2 separate regions of the Homo sapiens genome follow, and region 2 is linked to region 1. Evidence: chromatin contacts called from ENCODE Hi-C or POLR2A ChIA-PET data. All regions are on one chromosome and are shown on one strand. Each heading gives the region's core, a stretch centred on a gene start or an enhancer-like site at or near the end of the contact. The rest is flanking DNA. Distances are from core to core; before and after follow the strand shown.

What was found. A loop is a pair of places that touch in the nucleus more often than their neighbours do. ChIA-PET counts read pairs that join two places held with the same protein, here RNA polymerase II (POLR2A). Pooled maps may share reads with other maps.
Region 2: a map of chondrocyte shows a loop between it and region 1 (3-fold over the local background). The contact joins two enhancer-like sites. A Hi-C loop is called at or near these places in 3 of 168 maps with a recorded cell type or tissue (MCF 10A, PC-3 and chondrocyte) and 3 of 50 pooled maps. POLR2A ChIA-PET finds 5 or more read pairs at or near these places in 1 of 52 experiments (MCF 10A).

Annotation. Positions count from the first base shown.
Region 1 is chr10:62,242,902-62,246,649 of GRCh38, forward strand. RTKN2 (rhotekin 2) reads right to left here. Exons shown (of 12, transcript NM_145307.4): 3 at 3,098-3,156. Among named protein-coding and RNA genes, the nearest start is that of LINC02621, 14 kb to the right of the region's middle. Within about 2 kb of position 2,135, at least 7 of the 41 ENCODE cell types and tissues checked have a DNase peak (open chromatin) inside an H3K27ac peak, as active enhancers do.
Region 2 is chr10:62,581,297-62,585,044 of GRCh38, forward strand. No RefSeq gene overlaps it. Among named protein-coding and RNA genes, the nearest start is that of ZNF365, 210 kb to the left of the region's middle. Within about 2 kb of position 1,660, at least 13 of the 41 ENCODE cell types and tissues checked have a DNase peak (open chromatin) inside an H3K27ac peak, as active enhancers do.

The DNA of each region.
Region 1 (3,748 bases), core at 885-3,384:
ATTACAGGCATGAGCCACTGTGCTGGGCCTACAATCTATTATCTTCAAACAGTATTCAATTTATCTATTTATTTACTTTTTAAATTTTATTATTATTATACTTTAAGTTTTAGGGTACATGTGCACGACGTGCAGGTTTGTTACATATGTATACATGTGCCATGCTGGTATGCTGCACCCATTAACTCATCATTTAGCATTAGATATATCTCCTAATGCTATCCCTCCCCCCTCCCCCCACCCCACAACAGTCCCCAGTGTGTGATGTTCCCCTTCCTGTGTCCATGTGTTCTCATTGCTCAATTCCCACCTATGAATTTATTTTCAATAGTTTCATCTTTTATTCTTATTATTTTAGCTAGAACTTCTAAAATTGTTAAATTATATTGGCATAACAGACATTGTAATTTTGTTTTTGATTTTTATGAGAATGCTTTATTGTTTTGTAATTATGACTTGGCTGATATCCTGCCAAAAAGTCCACTTCTTCTTGCTTGACCACAGCTGCTGACTCATTTCATTTCACAACTGTACTTATTCACAGCTGTTCTTGCTCTGTTAGGATTAACAGAGCATTAACTATTTACACTATCATGGGAGGGACATGGATCCTGACTTCCTTTGCTGTACACCCACAACCTGTGGGTCAGCCTTCTTCTATCCCATGCCGAAGAGAGGAGGGTAGATATCAGCTCCACAAGAGGAGAAGCTGGATACCGATTTTCCAGGTAGTCTTGTGCTCTTCAGATAGCAATGGATTTGTAACCCATCAACTCTATTTCTGAATTCAGCTTCCAATGATAGAACTTCCTTCCAGATTCTTGCAAATGGCTCAGTTTCAGTTTACAGTACTCTAACTTTTGTCTTGTTTTATGTCTTCATTGCCATTTTAATGGTAAACTGGGAGAGTCATAATAAGACAGCTGACTTGATGCTATCAAGTCCCAGAAGTCTGTCTATCATTTTCAAAAGTGAAAACTAAGGTACTTGGTGAACTGATTTGGTTTATTCATTAAATTAGTAGTCGGTGACTAAGCTAATTACCACAATATAATTACGGTAAATACTACATTTACATATGGTAAATATTTGATGTTCAGCAGAAATAATAAATTTGTGATTTAGTTTCATAAAGACCTGGCCAGGGAGTGATGTAGCTGGAAACAGAAAACCCAGGTATTTTCTGGCTATCAATGTAATCTCAAAACATTATGACACTTTGTTGCAAATATTCATCTTTACCAAAACAAAGGTCACATTTTCATCCCAATATCAAGAAAAAATGGATTTATAAAGGTGAATTCATTTTTTATTTTGTTTTTACAAACACATACAAGATATAATTAAGTCTAGGCAAAGATGAAAAGACATTACGTAAGTATCCGATTTTCTCAGAGTTTCCGTTCCTTAATTTAAAATTATCTTTTGGAAAGAAGAAACACATGCAGAAATAAGTTCAATTTTTACACTTGAGTAATTGTGGGCAGGAAATAGTTTTTTATTTTATTTTAAATACTTTTACTTGAGCCTCCTTCTAAATGTACAGTTATTTCTAATATTATGAATTGCTACAATCAATAAACTGTTATGAAATGACAATAGATGTTGACTATCATGGCATTTGAGTGTTTAACAGCAACTTAACATATGTCATTTATATACTGAGTGACACTATATTAGAAGCAAGAAATGAAGGATATGTTTAGTTTTTATAAAATCTCAAAGATCTATAGTAATTTATTCACAAAAAATTTATTGCACATAATGAACAATACCACATAAAAATACATGTTTGATAGCAAAAGAATACAAGGATAAAACATGTTTTGTTTTGTATTATAAAGATAAAAACAAATATAAATAACTATAAAACAAGCAACAAATTTTTACATATTCCAGTTATTTTCTGAAGAATATTTTGCTTAGCTGAATGCAATTCTTCAGATTTTGGCCATTTACGTACTTTGTAAAATGTAGGTCTACCGTCCTGTGTGATAATTTTGTTTATCCAGAAAAATATTACTAGAAACAGTTCCTTAGGTGACAGTACCTCAAATGTAGCAGCAGGCTCTCTAGTACAAGACTTTTAGCCAATAACCTAGTGATTACTTAAGGACCAATGGAGGTATATACTATTGTTTCAAAAATGTACTGATAAGAAAATATTTGTAAAAGTGCATTATCTGACTAGTGTACACACGAGTCAGCCATGTATTCATTTCAATCTGTGGCATCTCCAAGCCATTGTCTTTAGCTTCCTGAACACTTTGGAGAAACTGAGACTGCACAGCATAAGTGCCATCTAGTGGTGAAGGGTCTCCTAACTGCATTAGGAATTGAGAGAAAGGAAACATCCTTTCTAGTTGGAACGGTAACAGAGATTATATTATATATAGATAAACAAACAGATATTTAAGAGAATGTAGTTATTTCACAAGCTAATTGGGTGTCAGAAGCATGGGTTATGTTGCCAGGACAAGGAGAGAAATGTCTGCTAAAGGCGACAGCTTATGTTTAGGAGTAATAGAAGATATGACTAGAAAAAAAATTGGGTCAAAATGGAAGACTGGAGAAAAATGTTTGGTCTTTACACTACAGGCAATGAAGAGCAGCCATCCATCCAAGAGTCACTGAGCAATTACTATGAGCCAAGCACCATGCTAGCTTCTGGGTGTAAAGTGATGACCAAAATAAACATGGTACCAAAACCTCATGGAACTTCTGACCTAGACAAAACATTAAAAACATTATTATAGCTTCTGAGCAGGAAAGGAACAGAGTCAAAAGACTTGGGTTTGGCCTAGCTCAGTCACTTAGCCTCTGAGTCTGTAGAAAATAACAATTACTCTACCTATTTTACAAGACTGCACTAGGGAGAAAACTGTAGAGTATGTAACATATGAAACAGTTTTCTTAAACTCTAAAGTTCTATATCAATGTAGCATATAATGCTAAAAACAGTGTTTTAGAACAAATATTCTGATAGAGGTATGAAAAACAAAATGAAGAGAATGGAGACAGGGCATAAAACAAAATCCACCATGTAGTTACGTTATAGAATTTATTCAGCAATATAAAAGATTCATTTATAGCATACCTGATATGGCAATCTTTCCTTTACATGCTGTTCGTTCTTTACTTTCAAATTTCACATCACTGTCAAAACAAAAAAACTTATGGAAAAAAGATCTTTTCTAATAAGCAATTATTTTAACAGTGTTTCACAAATGTCAAAATATTAAAAGCAAATGCATATCCGTGAATAATAATGACTTCCAGTTAATGTAAACTATTTGACTCAAACTTTAAGATGTTTAGTCAAGTTAGCAAGTTAAAAGAAATATCTGGAGCCACTCCCGATTTTTCATATAAACTTTATATTCCTTGATGACTGTATACTGGTTACTTTACAATGAAAGACTTTTGTGATCATTTATATCTGTAAACAAGATGTACAATATTTGTCCATGTCCCCAGAAGTATAATACCTTAGATCACAATTTCATATATTACATTTCTAACTTATCAGATACAGTGGCCTGGAAAAGTTAATGAACTTCCCAATCATGCAATTTACTGTCCAGGAGTATCTTATCCTTATAGAATCTGATAAATATCCAAAAAAGTACCCTCTGCTGTATAATCATATTTAATATCATATTTAATTTCCCCAAGATTCCAAAGAACTAAGTGTATGTTAAAATAATAAATTAACAAACTAAGATGAGAAACAGAGTAGCTCTGTAGA
Region 2 (3,748 bases), core at 410-2,909, 340 kb after region 1:
TGGGGAACAAGAGTGAGGACAGTCAGTTCCAAGACTTCTGTGAAAAGACAGTATGTATATCAGGCTACAAATAGTTCCTTCACTCCTGAGAGAATTAAGGGACCTCCTTAGGGTCTTGAGCTAAGCCCAAATTGAGTTAAATAACTGGCGAGAAGATGAGGCAGAGGTTCACCCTAGAGTCCATCCCAGCCAGCATTTGTGGCTTGCAATTGATTTGTCATGGTCTGGCCCAGGGCGAGGTGAGGTCATTGTTGTGAAGGTAAAAAATGATCCAAATGCATTCACCATGCCAGGCCTGGGCCTACTCGCCCTCATATCTATTCCTTGCCCTTCCTCTGCTCTGCCTTGCTGTGGGGCTGACCCCTGCAGGCTGCCTTCCCCAGGTTCCTGTGTGAGATGGCTTCTGCCTGGTGCAGTCAACAACAGGCACTGGTGAGGCATTGGCAGTGGGGAGTGAGGGTAAGTTTGGGTGTTTCTCCCTCTCATTCTCTGCCTCAAACTCATTCTCCAGCAACAGCTGGGTCTCCTCCATAGCTCCAGATTCCACAGATCAGACCCACCTTGGTTCCACCTCTGCCTCCTCACCCCAGCCTCAGTGCCTCTGGAAATGCTGCTTTCAACCTAGGAGCTATGGAGGGCCTCCTGCTGGTGCTCATCTCCGGGTCATTGGATTGTCCTTCCTTGGCATCTCAGCTCTTCTATCACCTCTGTAACTAATTTCTGTTGGAAATGCTTGTAGCATTTCTTGTTTTCTTGGTTTGCCAAAGGCTCAAAATGCAACCCCTTCTTGAGAGCAGCAACCCTACCTTTGAGCACGCTCCTGTAGTAGGTGCTTAAAAATAAGTAGGTTGCTTAGTTGGTTGATGGAACTTCTTGCCAGCCTAACCCATCCATTCGTATGTTCTGCTTTCACAGAACTGCTCAGTGGAATCAGAGATCCTGTTTTCAGCCTTCTTTTAGTGGGCTGGTCCTTTTGACTTCCTACTTACTCCTTTGCAGGCTGGTAGGAGCTGAGCAATAGGAGTCTTTCCTGAAAATCTTTCCATCTTCTCAGTAATCATATTAAGTATCTGATTTTGTGTAGGCTGGCCAGAGAAAACATACTTCCCTTTCCACTGAAGGCAAGGCATCTCATCATGACTCCTTGCTGCAATTGCTTTTTTTTTTTAATTTAAGAGACAAGTCTGATTTACACTGAAAATGGTGGTTGTGGTTTATGGACTTAGCATACTAATTCCCATTTAATGCAGCAAACTTCAGGGGTAGGTTTTCATCTGAATGGAGATGAGTCACCGTATTCTTCAACCATATATTGAAAAATACCCACCGTTAGTTAAAAAACATTTCTTTTAAGCCATTTCTTCAGAGTAAAGTCAACTTGAATTCCTTGTTTGTGTGCCTGAGAGGGTCAGGAAATTCATCTTTAGCCTCAGCCTTACACATCTGCCCACCCTAGCCTCCAGAACTCCACATTTCCTATCCAAATCTTTCTTGTTGGTTTATTTGAACATCCCTCAGGAAGGAACCCAGAAGGTTCCACTTGGGCATGTGGGGTCATCGGCGCAGCTGACTCGAGTTGGCTGAGCCAACAGTGCTACTTTGGTGGAGTGTTTTGTTGGCTGGATCATCTGCAACGGGGGTTGGCCAGCGCGGGAGAACTTGGGAGTGTCCACAGGAAGTGGATATTTCCTGACCAGCTCATCCCCTGCTGACTCTCCAGCATTTTCTTGTCTACAACTAAAACGTTTTGCCTTGTATGTTCCTGCCCAAGGCCTCTTGAGACAGTGGGTGGTTTTTTTTTCTTTTATTTTTCAACTTGTGCCAAATGTGTCAGGAGTTAAGTCCATAATGCATATATCTTGGCCCCACTCTTTTAGGAATGTGGCCTCTCTGTTTCTGACACATGCTGCTGCAGAGTAACCATATGTGTCTGAAAGCTCAACCCTTTAAACAATTTTGGCTTGGTGCTTCTGTAGAAATGACAGCCTCATTAAGAAGACAGTGATGAGATAGGCCTGATAAACTCTCCCCTTCCTGTGACCTAAATAAGAATACAAAGAGAGTGAGAGCCATCTAGATTGGATGTCCAAGAAGAGGAGTAAAAGGCAGCACCCTTTAGTCTCTTGCTTAGTACCCAGCACTGGTTTCCACTTCACTTCAGACTAGGCTGTCTAGATGGGGCCATGGGGCCACTACATCTGTCTAAAGAGGTTGTGCACTGCTCAGGAAGCACCATTCCCATGAACTCTGATGTTATACGGTGTGCAATCCACCCAACTGTGCATGGTGGCCTTGTTGTGAAAGTGAGACTTCCCTGGTTATCCTTGCTACATGTAGACCTAAAAGGTCTTCTCTCTCCAGCTTTCTCTTTGTGCAAACTTTTTCTTGACTTAAAAAAAGAGGGAGTGAGTCTTACCTCAGAAAGCTTTTATGAGACTGAATGAGCTGGCAAAAAAGGGACTTGTATTACTTGGGAAAAAAGTCTTCTCCAAAGACAATGTAGTATTATTTTTTAAAGTTGGCACTAACAAAATTACTCCCTGGGAATGAAAAATTTACCCATATGAGCTGAACTAACTTATTCCATGTGCTGGGATGACCACAGATATTAGCAAGGCCTAATGCGGCCTGGGGTCCCCAACAAAGAAGCTGACTTCAAATCAACCATGCTTTGGAAAGTTAGGGATTGTAAGTAGCCTTCAAATTATTATTACTACTTCTCTGTACTAATACAGTTCTTGAGTCAAGAATTGTAACATTCATTATTCTTTGAGTCATCCTCATCAGGAAAAAGAGGAAGCACTGGGGAAAATACTGTAGATTACAAGGGAAGATTGTCTTCAAGTTTCAGGTGGATTCAAAGAGAAGGGAAGGAGGAGCAGCTCAAAGAAAAGGAAACTCATGGAACCAGTGATGAAGCCAGAGATGGTTTTTCTGGGGAGGGGCAACCAGATTGGGCTTGAAGGGGGCAGGGTCTGAGAGCTTAGAAACAGACCCGATGGACGTGAGAAATTGCACAGACAAGGAAAAAGTTTGTTACATTAGTAGGATAAACAGTTGATTGGAATGGAGACTGTGCATTTGGGGAATGAGAGATAGTGGACTGGTGAGGTAGAATCATGATAGACCACAGACCACAGACCACAGAGGGCTATGAAAGCACTCTGGGGCCTGCCCAGTGCTCAGAACCCATGGAATGCAAACTTTCCATGGCCTTCAAACCAAGTATGTGGGGAAAACCCTGTTCTTTCACCCAGGTCACAGCCTTAGAGAATCTAAAACTTTTTTTCCCTGCACAGTCTGGTGCTTCTCTCTCTATATATAATTTCCCATGTGGGAACACACACTGCTTTGCCAAATAAATAGTCCCTTCCTATTCAGACTGGAATTTGTTTTCGAAAATATGTTTGTCTCCCAGCAAAGAAAACAAATAGACCATCCTAAGACTGGCATCCTTCAAATTAGGAACCAAAGCAAGTGGTTGTAAAGCAAAGTATTTGTCATTGATAATTCGCACTGACAGCAAAGTTTGTTTTTTTAAAGCTTAAGTCTTGAAACTCTTTTCAAGTGGTATTAAACATTTAGTCTGGACACAGACTTCCCCAAGACACAGGGGTTAATTTTCTGAATCATCACCTGACTCGGGAACTAGCCAGTGCACCATCAGTAGCCATTAGGCATTGACTTCATCATGACCAATCTATCTTGGAGCTGGACAGAAGCTCAGTTAACAAGACTTCCTTTTTTT